Linked DNA regions of Homo sapiens: all the other regions are linked to region 1. Evidence: chromatin contacts called from ENCODE Hi-C or POLR2A ChIA-PET data. All regions are on one chromosome and are shown on one strand. Each heading gives the region's core, a stretch centred on a gene start or an enhancer-like site at or near the end of the contact. The rest is flanking DNA. Distances are from core to core; before and after follow the strand shown.

What was found. Hi-C counts contacts between places; a loop is a spot of excess contacts on that map. ChIA-PET counts read pairs that join two places held with the same protein, here RNA polymerase II (POLR2A). Pooled maps may share reads with other maps.
Region 2: a loop to region 1 is called in a map of PC-9, with 9 times the contacts of the local background. The contact joins two enhancer-like sites. A Hi-C loop is called at or near these places in 12 of 168 maps with a recorded cell type or tissue (Caco-2, Calu3, HCT116 and 7 more) and 4 of 50 pooled maps. POLR2A ChIA-PET finds 5 or more read pairs at or near these places in 6 of 52 experiments (Caco-2, HCT116, MCF 10A and 3 more).
Region 3: a loop to region 1 is called in a map of PC-9, with 13 times the contacts of the local background. The contact joins two enhancer-like sites. A Hi-C loop is called at or near these places in 5 of 168 maps with a recorded cell type or tissue (HCT116, PC-9, cardiac septum and 2 more) and 3 of 50 pooled maps. POLR2A ChIA-PET finds 5 or more read pairs at or near these places in 2 of 52 experiments (PC-9 and T-cell).

Annotation. Positions count from the first base shown.
Region 1 is chr4:11,496,781-11,499,480 of GRCh38, forward strand. No RefSeq gene overlaps it. Among named protein-coding and RNA genes, the nearest start is that of HS3ST1, 69 kb to the left of the region's middle. Within about 2 kb of position 1,336, at least 4 of the 41 ENCODE cell types and tissues checked have a DNase peak (open chromatin) inside an H3K27ac peak, as active enhancers do; they include HCT116, PC-3, PC-9 and 1 more, where a contact is called at or near this core.
Region 2 is chr4:11,634,157-11,636,856 of GRCh38, forward strand. The region is part of intron 2 of LOC107986178 (a long non-coding RNA gene); the gene reads left to right. Among named protein-coding and RNA genes, the nearest start is that of LINC02360, 130 kb to the right of the region's middle. Within about 2 kb of position 1,400, at least 4 of the 41 ENCODE cell types and tissues checked have a DNase peak (open chromatin) inside an H3K27ac peak, as active enhancers do; they include HCT116, PC-3, PC-9 and 1 more, where a contact is called at or near this core.
Region 3 is chr4:11,697,401-11,700,241 of GRCh38, forward strand. All of the region lies in intron 2 of LOC107986178 (a long non-coding RNA gene), which reads left to right. Among named protein-coding and RNA genes, the nearest start is that of LINC02360, 71 kb to the right of the region's middle. RefSeq lists an enhancer at 1,017-2,216. Within about 2 kb of position 1,576, at least 5 of the 41 ENCODE cell types and tissues checked have a DNase peak (open chromatin) inside an H3K27ac peak, as active enhancers do; they include HCT116, PC-9 and mammary epithelial cell, where a contact is called at or near this core.

The DNA.
Region 1 (2,700 bases), core at 86-2,585:
ATCCCCAAATCAAAAGTGCCGGCTCATCACAGTACAGTCTAGGGGCAAACTAGTGAGCATTGCATTTCTGCTGCTCCAAATCAGACTGCTATTTAAAATTAATCTTATCAAGGCATTTTAATAGTAAAACAACTTTGGTCACTTTTTGATCTTGGAGACTGATAGACTCAACTATGAAATATGCAAAACTGAAAAACTGCAGTTAGATTTTTCAACAGGGTTTTCTTTCTTTTCATGACAATTCTCTTTTATTTTTTATCTTTTCTCCTGTGAGTCAATGCTCATCACAAGAGCCCTTCAGTCTAGTTTCTACTTCCTTACTGTTTTTTTATTTCCTTATATGCAATTTGAGGTGCTTTTTGTTATGGCTTATTTGCTTTGTTTTGTTTTGCTTTTTGGCTGTGCATGCAACTAAGACCAGAGAGTTAATAGTGTCATACTCATGGAAACTGAAGTCAGTTAAACCTAGGAGTTGACAGAAGCATCAATATTTTTTATATAAGAATCTCTGCTGAGCACTGAGGAACATATTCTATGAATAAGATGCTCTTTACATCTGCAGTAGGTGGTCATAGGAACTTCCACCAGGAATCCATGCTCTACTTCCTAGAAGTGATGACTGTGAATGTGAAATACCACACCCATGATGGTGTTGTATGACACAGTTGACATTATAAAATAGATAATATCTTAGTGGGCCTGATCTGGACCTGATCCAATCACATGAGACCTAAAAAGCAAAGAATTTTCTCTGACTGGTGAAGAAAAAGAAGACAAAAATGGGAGCCAGAGAGTTTCAAAGCACAAGAAGCAGCAGATGCACTATTGTTTGCTTTGAAGCTGGAGGAAGCCATGTGAGAAGTAGAGTGGACAGCTTCTAGGAGCCAAGGCTGACCTCTACTGACAGCCGTGGGGAAACAGGGAAATCAGTCCTACAACCAAAAGGAACTAGATTATGCCAACAACTTACATGAGTTGGAAGTGGATTCTCCCCAAAGCCTCTAGTGAAGAGCTAGGCTGGCTGACATCTTGATTTCAGTCTTTGGAGACCCTAAGCAAAAAGGCTAGTTAAGCTCACCTAAATATCTGACATACAGAGCTGTGAAAGAATATTAAATAGTGTTATTTGTATTAAGCCAATAAGATTGTGGCAATTCTTTACACAGCAATGGATAACTAATACCGCATTCTTCAAGAGTATAAAATTACTAGAGAAGAAAATGAAAATATCTGAGTAATAATTATAATGTAGTGTAATATGTGTTGGAATCAGGGAAAAGTGAAATGTGCCGTAGTGGGAGAGAATAGAATGTGACTCACTTTGTCAGCAGTACCTACGTGACATATGACTTGGGATGTGATGAATGCAAAGAATTTGGGCAGGGAAAGACAGAACAGAAGTGCTATTCAAGCAGAGGGCACATCTGCAAATATCCAGTGTCACATATTTGTTCCCGAGGAAGCTGACTTTGAGATGGAGATTAAGAGAGCAGAAGTTTTATCCAGGAGTTCCCTTGGGATCCACACCTGTGGAGGGAGGTAGAGAAGTAGGAATATGCAGAGGGAGAAAGTGAGCAGCAATGCAGCCCAATAAAAGTCTTTAGCCAACATTAAAGGGAGCTCTGGAGCTGAAAAGGCCCATTAGAATTGTTGACCAGCAGAGAATGCAGGCTGTCAGTGGAAGGAGGTGTCACCTTGGGTAAGGCAGTTTTCTGCAGCTGAGACTATTCTCAAGAAGAGTGACAGCTAATGGCTTCCTCCGCAAATCCACATTTCTAAAGTGGGGCCTGAGATGTATATACAGGAACACGGAGAAGTCTGTCGTTTTCAAAGGCAGATGAGAAATTAGGCCTAGACAAACAACAGGATATGCAGAAAAATAGGAAAGGTTAGTAAGAAATCAGTGTAAAGAGATATGTGTTTTGGCTCACGTAGGGTTCTGTGAGTTAGGCTAAACAGACAGATGTGTATCCTCTTGGGGTGGGGTCCCAGGAGAAGGTTTTAGGCAGAAGAGTGATTTGGATTATAGATAGATAGATAGATAGATAGATAGATATAGATATATATAGATAGATATATCTATATCTATCTATATATATATCTTTTTTTATTATACTTTAAGTTCTAGGGTACATATGCACAACCTGCAGGTTTGTTACATATGTATACATGTGCCATGTTGGTGTGCTGCACCCATTAACTCATCATTTACATTAGGTATATCTCCTAATGCTACCCCTCCCCCCTTCCCCCACCCCACAACAGGCCCCGGTGTGTGATGTTTCCCTTCTTGTGTCCAAGTGTTCTCATTGTTCAATTCCCACCTATAAGTGAGAACATGCAGTGTTTGGTTTTTTGTCCTTGTGATAATTTGCTGAAAATGATGGTTTCCAGCTTCATCCATGTCCCTACAAAGGACATGAACTCATCATTTTTATGGCTGCATAGTATTCCATGGTGTATATGTGCCACATTTTCTTAATCTAGTCTATCATTGTTGGACATTTGGGTTGGTTCCAAGTCTTTGCTATTGTGAATAGTGCCGCAATAAACATACACGTGCATGTGTCTTTATAGCAGCATGATTTATAATCCTTTGGGTATATACCCAGTAATGGGATGGCTGGGTCAAATGGTATTTCTAGTTCTAGATCCCTGAGGAATCCCCACGCTTTCTTCCACAAGGGTTGAACTAGTTTA
Region 2 (2,700 bases), core at 150-2,649, 140 kb after region 1:
GATGGGTCACAGGTTTTATGAATCCAGAATCTACCAATTTTTAGCCAGATCACCCCTACCCCACTGTCTAAGCCATCCCCACCGGATCCTGAACATTCCCTGGAAAATTATTGCATCTGCCATGTTTTGGCTTACAGAAATGCCCTACTCCTTTCTATATCAATCAAAGTGAACTTTCACTTTAAGGACCAGCACCCAAGCCATATTTATCTCAAGTCCTTCCAAGGTCCTACAAAGCTGAACCAAGCCTGGCCCCACCTGTCCCACAAACACACTCTGTATCCTCCTGCCTCACCCTCAACTGCACTGCAATCACTGGTACACAGCTCCACCCCTTAGTTTCAGGGAAGCCTGGACTAATGACAACAACCAGGTTTCTGAATGGATCAAAGGTATTATCAGACATACGTCACTTCCTACACTAACTACGTAAGTCATTTTCTCTTGCTCTGCCTCAGTTTCTGTGTCTTTAAAATCAAGGATTGATAAAAACATGTGCCTAGTGCTTAGGATTGCAACTGGCACAAAGAAAGGAGATGAGACTTGCACAAAATGTGATCCTTTGTGTCTCATCTTGACCCTGTGTCCTTCAGACACTTTTGTTCAGCCCCAGGCCAGGAGGCTTTACTGAAATTTTATGTATTCCTTTGAAGCTGCCCCAGCACTTGCCAGAGAGGGTTTCATGTGTTTTAGTTGAGCTAACTGTAACATGTTCCTAACATTTTATACCTGAAACACATGACTCTTTCATTGGTGCAATTTTATATGAATATGGGTAACACATATGCTAGGGCTGTCATAACACAGTGCCACAGGTGGGGTGGCTTCAATAGCAGGAATTTATTGTCTCACAATTCTACAGGCTAGATGTCCAAGATTAAGGTGTCAGCAGGGTTGGCTTCTCCCTGTGACTTCACATGGTCACCCCTCTTTGTTCCAATCTCCTCTTCTTTAAGGGACATCAGCCATTATCAGTGCCCATCCTAATAGTTTTTTAACCTCAATTTCCTCTAAAAATCTTAACTGAAGTTAAGGCTTTAAAATATGAATTTGGGGGAGGAACAGGATTCACTGGTTGTTGTGCAAACACTCCAAGCTGAAGCCTTTTACTGGAGCAGAGAGGACAAGACAGCATCGGCCTAGGCTTAAAGTTATTCCAGCTTTGCCTGCCTTGCATGGGGGGGCTATGCATGAGACATGGCTGGGAAACTTGCTAGCTGAAGAAACCATAGGAAGAATGAAATTCAGGAAACAGGGACACATGAACCCTGCACACACAGTGAGCTCACAGGTGGCCGCTTTGTCATGAGAAGTATTTCACCCTGGCCTCCTGGGAGCACTGAGTGTGGTAGGGACAGCAAGCTCTGAACTTAGAGAAAAATGAGTTTCTACCCTAGCTTTGCAACCAACAAGAAACAGAACCAGTTACCTAAGCTTTGTGAGTCATTGCTTTGCCATCTGTAAAATGAGCTAATGCTAATACTTGCTTAACCAACCTGTTGTGAAGATTGAATTACATAATGCCTAGGGAAACATTTTCCGTAATGCTGGATACATTCTAAATGCTCAGCAAGTGAGAGTTATGGTTGGGATTGTTAATAATAACAGCATTGTCCTTGTTACTGTAATACATAAAGTTATTATTATTTTACAGAGTTGGAATAGGGCGCTTTCTTTTCATCCCATCATACTGACCCTCCACTAGGGTTTATGCTCTTCATGAAGGGTTTGTAAGGGAGCAGATGCCTTCTGCGGTGCAGGCACAAACCATCTCATAGGATTCTGGATGGTAAACTTAGATATCACAGTTACAACCCAATTATTTTTCAGATGAAGGACCGAGGTCCCAGGAAGGGAAGTGACATTGTAAGGTCCCTTGATGGCTCATTAGCAGAACTGGGATTAAAATCCTGATATCTTAATGCCTAGTTTCAAGCACTCTCTTTTGTATTCCCACTTTCTCCAATACTGTAATCCCTCCACCAGATCACTGCCCTTTCAGACACTGTGTGAGGTTAAAAGTAGTTCAGTATACTAATTTGGAATTCTGGGCCTGTCATGTATTAACTGTGCGACCTTGGATGAGTAATTTAACCTCTTCCTACCTTAGTTTCTCCTCTGTAAAATGAAAGTTATAATAGGGCTCATTTTGTAAGATTGTTGGTGAGGGTTAAATGAGGCCATACATACAGCTTGCTTGCTTAGCATGATATCTGCTGCTTGTCACGTGTTCTTTGGCAATTCCCTGGAAATAGTTAAACGTGTCAGCTGCATTTTGCAGCTACGAAGCGAGAAAAGGAAGAGAAGGCAGAGGAGTAGAGTGTATTCATGGAATCTAAGCTGGGGAAGATGGGTGTGAGGGTATGCAGGGCAGTGGAAAGTGAGGAAACAGTGAACTGTAAATAACGAAGAAATAGTCAAGAACTCAGTATTATAACTGTCTGCTTCTGTGCCGGTCTTCCACCACTAACTGGTGGAACTGGCTCCTGGTCACCTTTCTGAACCTTTCTACCTCCTGCTCTTGACATTGTACCTGGTATAGAGTTTGGCACCATAATTTCAGTGGAATGAGTGAGTCCATGAATATGCAAATGCAGGAATGTAGCCAGGCTCATCCCATGGTGTCAAAGTTGATCACATTCTTTTCTGAGTAACGGAGGAGAGTTGTGAGCCCGCTGCCACTTTAAGTACAGGGGATGC
Region 3 (2,841 bases), core at 326-2,825, 200 kb after region 1:
CATTTCTGCTTATTTGGTTGTTATAGTTCAGCAACAGTGTGCTTTGTCAGCTGCATATCTGCAGACGGTCTGCCAATATGGTCTTTTCCAAATGCCTTATATACTGTAGTTGCCAATCTTCTGTGTATGTCTCTCTCTCTCTCTCTCTCTCTCTCTCTCTCTCTCTCTCTCTGTGACTTGATTCTCTTTAGGAAGGTAGTGAGGCTCAGGGACCACTTTTTTTTTTTAATCGAACATGCACTAGCCAAATTGAGTTTAAGCTGAAGACTGCCTTTTGCAGAGAGACATAGATACTGTTGCACCATGTAACACCGTCACTCACTGATACTGGATAAAGCAGGTCAGAATTTCACTCAGAATCCATTTCAGCACCAGTAATAGGTTGGCACAAAAGCCTCAGCATTCATTACATGCTTACTGAACCTAACACAGATTTTCTGAGGGACGCTGAAAAATAGAAACAAGGGCAGGTTGCTCAGTCACCTTTAAATCAGATTTTTTAAAAAGTTGGATTCCTAAAAGCTAAGGAGGTGTAGGTCTTCACGAAAGGTGTAGAAAATCTGCTTTGTGTCTTTTCCATCTTTAAATGTTTATGATCCAGTGAAAAGTCAGATGTTTAGGGTTTTCTTCTTTAACAGAACTGTGGTGAAGAGGCAATGGCTTTAACATAGATTATATGTGAGTTCCATGTAGTTAGAGAAAGCAAAGAAAATTGTTTTTTATATGTTCTTGCCTTTTTTTTTTTTTTTTTTGGCCTCCTCTCTGTTTCTAATTTAATCTGGCAGCACTCTCTGAAGGTGTGGTAAGAGATAAAGCGTGACGGTTGTTTGGGCTGGCTTGCCAAGTGATTTGAAAGGCTTCTTAAGGATTTTGAATGCTGTCTTGAAGGTAACTGGTAGACACTGACAGGTTTTAGGCAGTAAATTACTTTGTCAAATTTACAATTTAAAAGCTACCTCTGGCTACAGTGTGGGAGATAAATTGGAGTATGCTGAGAATAAAAGCAAGGAGAAGATTTGGGAGCCTGCTGCCACTGTCTATAAGAACCATAGTATCTCTGAAATAGCAAACAGGAATCCTGTGAAGAGAGTGGGGAAGGAAGAGCCCAGTGTTGAGAAAAGTGGTTTTGGGGAAAACTCTTCTCAGTGGTGGCTTTTGAGCAGAGCCTGGCGTCTACCTTGGTTTACTAGTATGTCCCGAGCTCTAACTGCTACCCACTGAAATACTACCACCCTAAGGTAGGGAAGAGTCTGCAAAAGTTAACCTGATCAGTATCTATTCTGAAATAACTAAAAGGAAAATTGCTTTGAGTCTTAGCTTGGTCCGAAGAAGCTCAGTTCAGATGTTTGCTAGTTCTTTATATTCAGATTGTGAATACGACTCAGTGTATTTAAGGGAAACACACACACACACACACACACACCCAACCTGCAAGTCCCATGCATTGTGTGTTAAATATGGAACTGGCTGGCACAACCACCAAGATGGGAGTCATCCACCCCTGTAGATTACTACCTTGGACGCTGCTCTTTTCAGATCCTATACTTTATCTTCCCTAACAGTCATTGGAATGTCACTAGAACTTGATGAGGGCAGGGCAGGAAGCTGAGTCAAAAATCTCAGGAAAGCTAAACCACAGTAGAATTTATAAACCTTAGGATTCATATCTTAGGTGGGGTTGGGCTGTGTGATCTAAAATGGGAAGCGCTGACTCACTGCATTTTGAATAATGACTGGAGGCTCATCTCACAGTATGCCACTTCAATTACAACTGAGGGCTTCTGAATCTGATTTCTAAACACCATGGTCTTGCATCATACACAAATTTGATTTATACGATTAAACTATGCATGCTGGCATATAATGACAGGATAATAATCATGCTGTTGATAATAATGATAATGAAGAGGGAGAGAGATGGAATATGACAATGAATAGAGCACAGGTGATTCTACCCCTCGTTTATCTGTTCCTCTGAATATGTCCTTGATTGTGACAAGTGAGAGAGGAATGTGCTGTTGCTTCAGTTGTCTGATTCTTATAGTAAATATTCATATTTTTTCCTGTTTCACATGTTCCTTGGAAGAAAATTAACAACGTCTTCTATGCTGAAGGAAACAGAGACCAATTTGTATGTACACAGGAGGGAAAGCTGATTGTGTTAGGCAGATAAAAAATAATAGTGTTTAATTTTGTACCTTCTCAAAAGACTTTGGGGAGTCATTTCAACTTATACAATTTTAATTGTATTTGTTGATTTCAGAACCTAATGTTATTAAGACAAGGTTAATAGGCTTTTACATATCTGCTACAGACTTTTGGGGTGCTCTTCATTTTCCGTATCACAATTGATTGTCATGAACTCTGAATTAGAGCAGATAATATTTCCATTTTGCAGATAAGAACCCTGAGACTCAGAGAGATAAGAAAATTATCAACCAAGTAACAATTCAGAGCTAGGACCATCATTAGGATTTCATGGAAGTATCTTTTACTCTCCACCTGATGTTCTGATCTAGAATCTTGCTTTACAGCCCTGAAGGTTTCATCCTCCGCTTGAATGAGTTATGTTTAGGTTCCTATCTTCGAAGGGCATATTGTTCCCAGGAAACCAGTCCTTAGAACCCACACATGATGACTTTTACTAAGACATCTATTGAATGGTCTCAGTTAGAAGCCTAACTAAGTCCTTATTTTAGAAATCAGCCATATGAAATCAAAGTCAGCAAGTTTTAGTAAGAAGAAAAGTCAAAAATGAGGCCATCTTAGAAGACTGTGTTCTTGACTTGGCTCTGTCTCTGTTTAACTTATGTAATTCTGGGGAAGTCATATGCCTCAGTT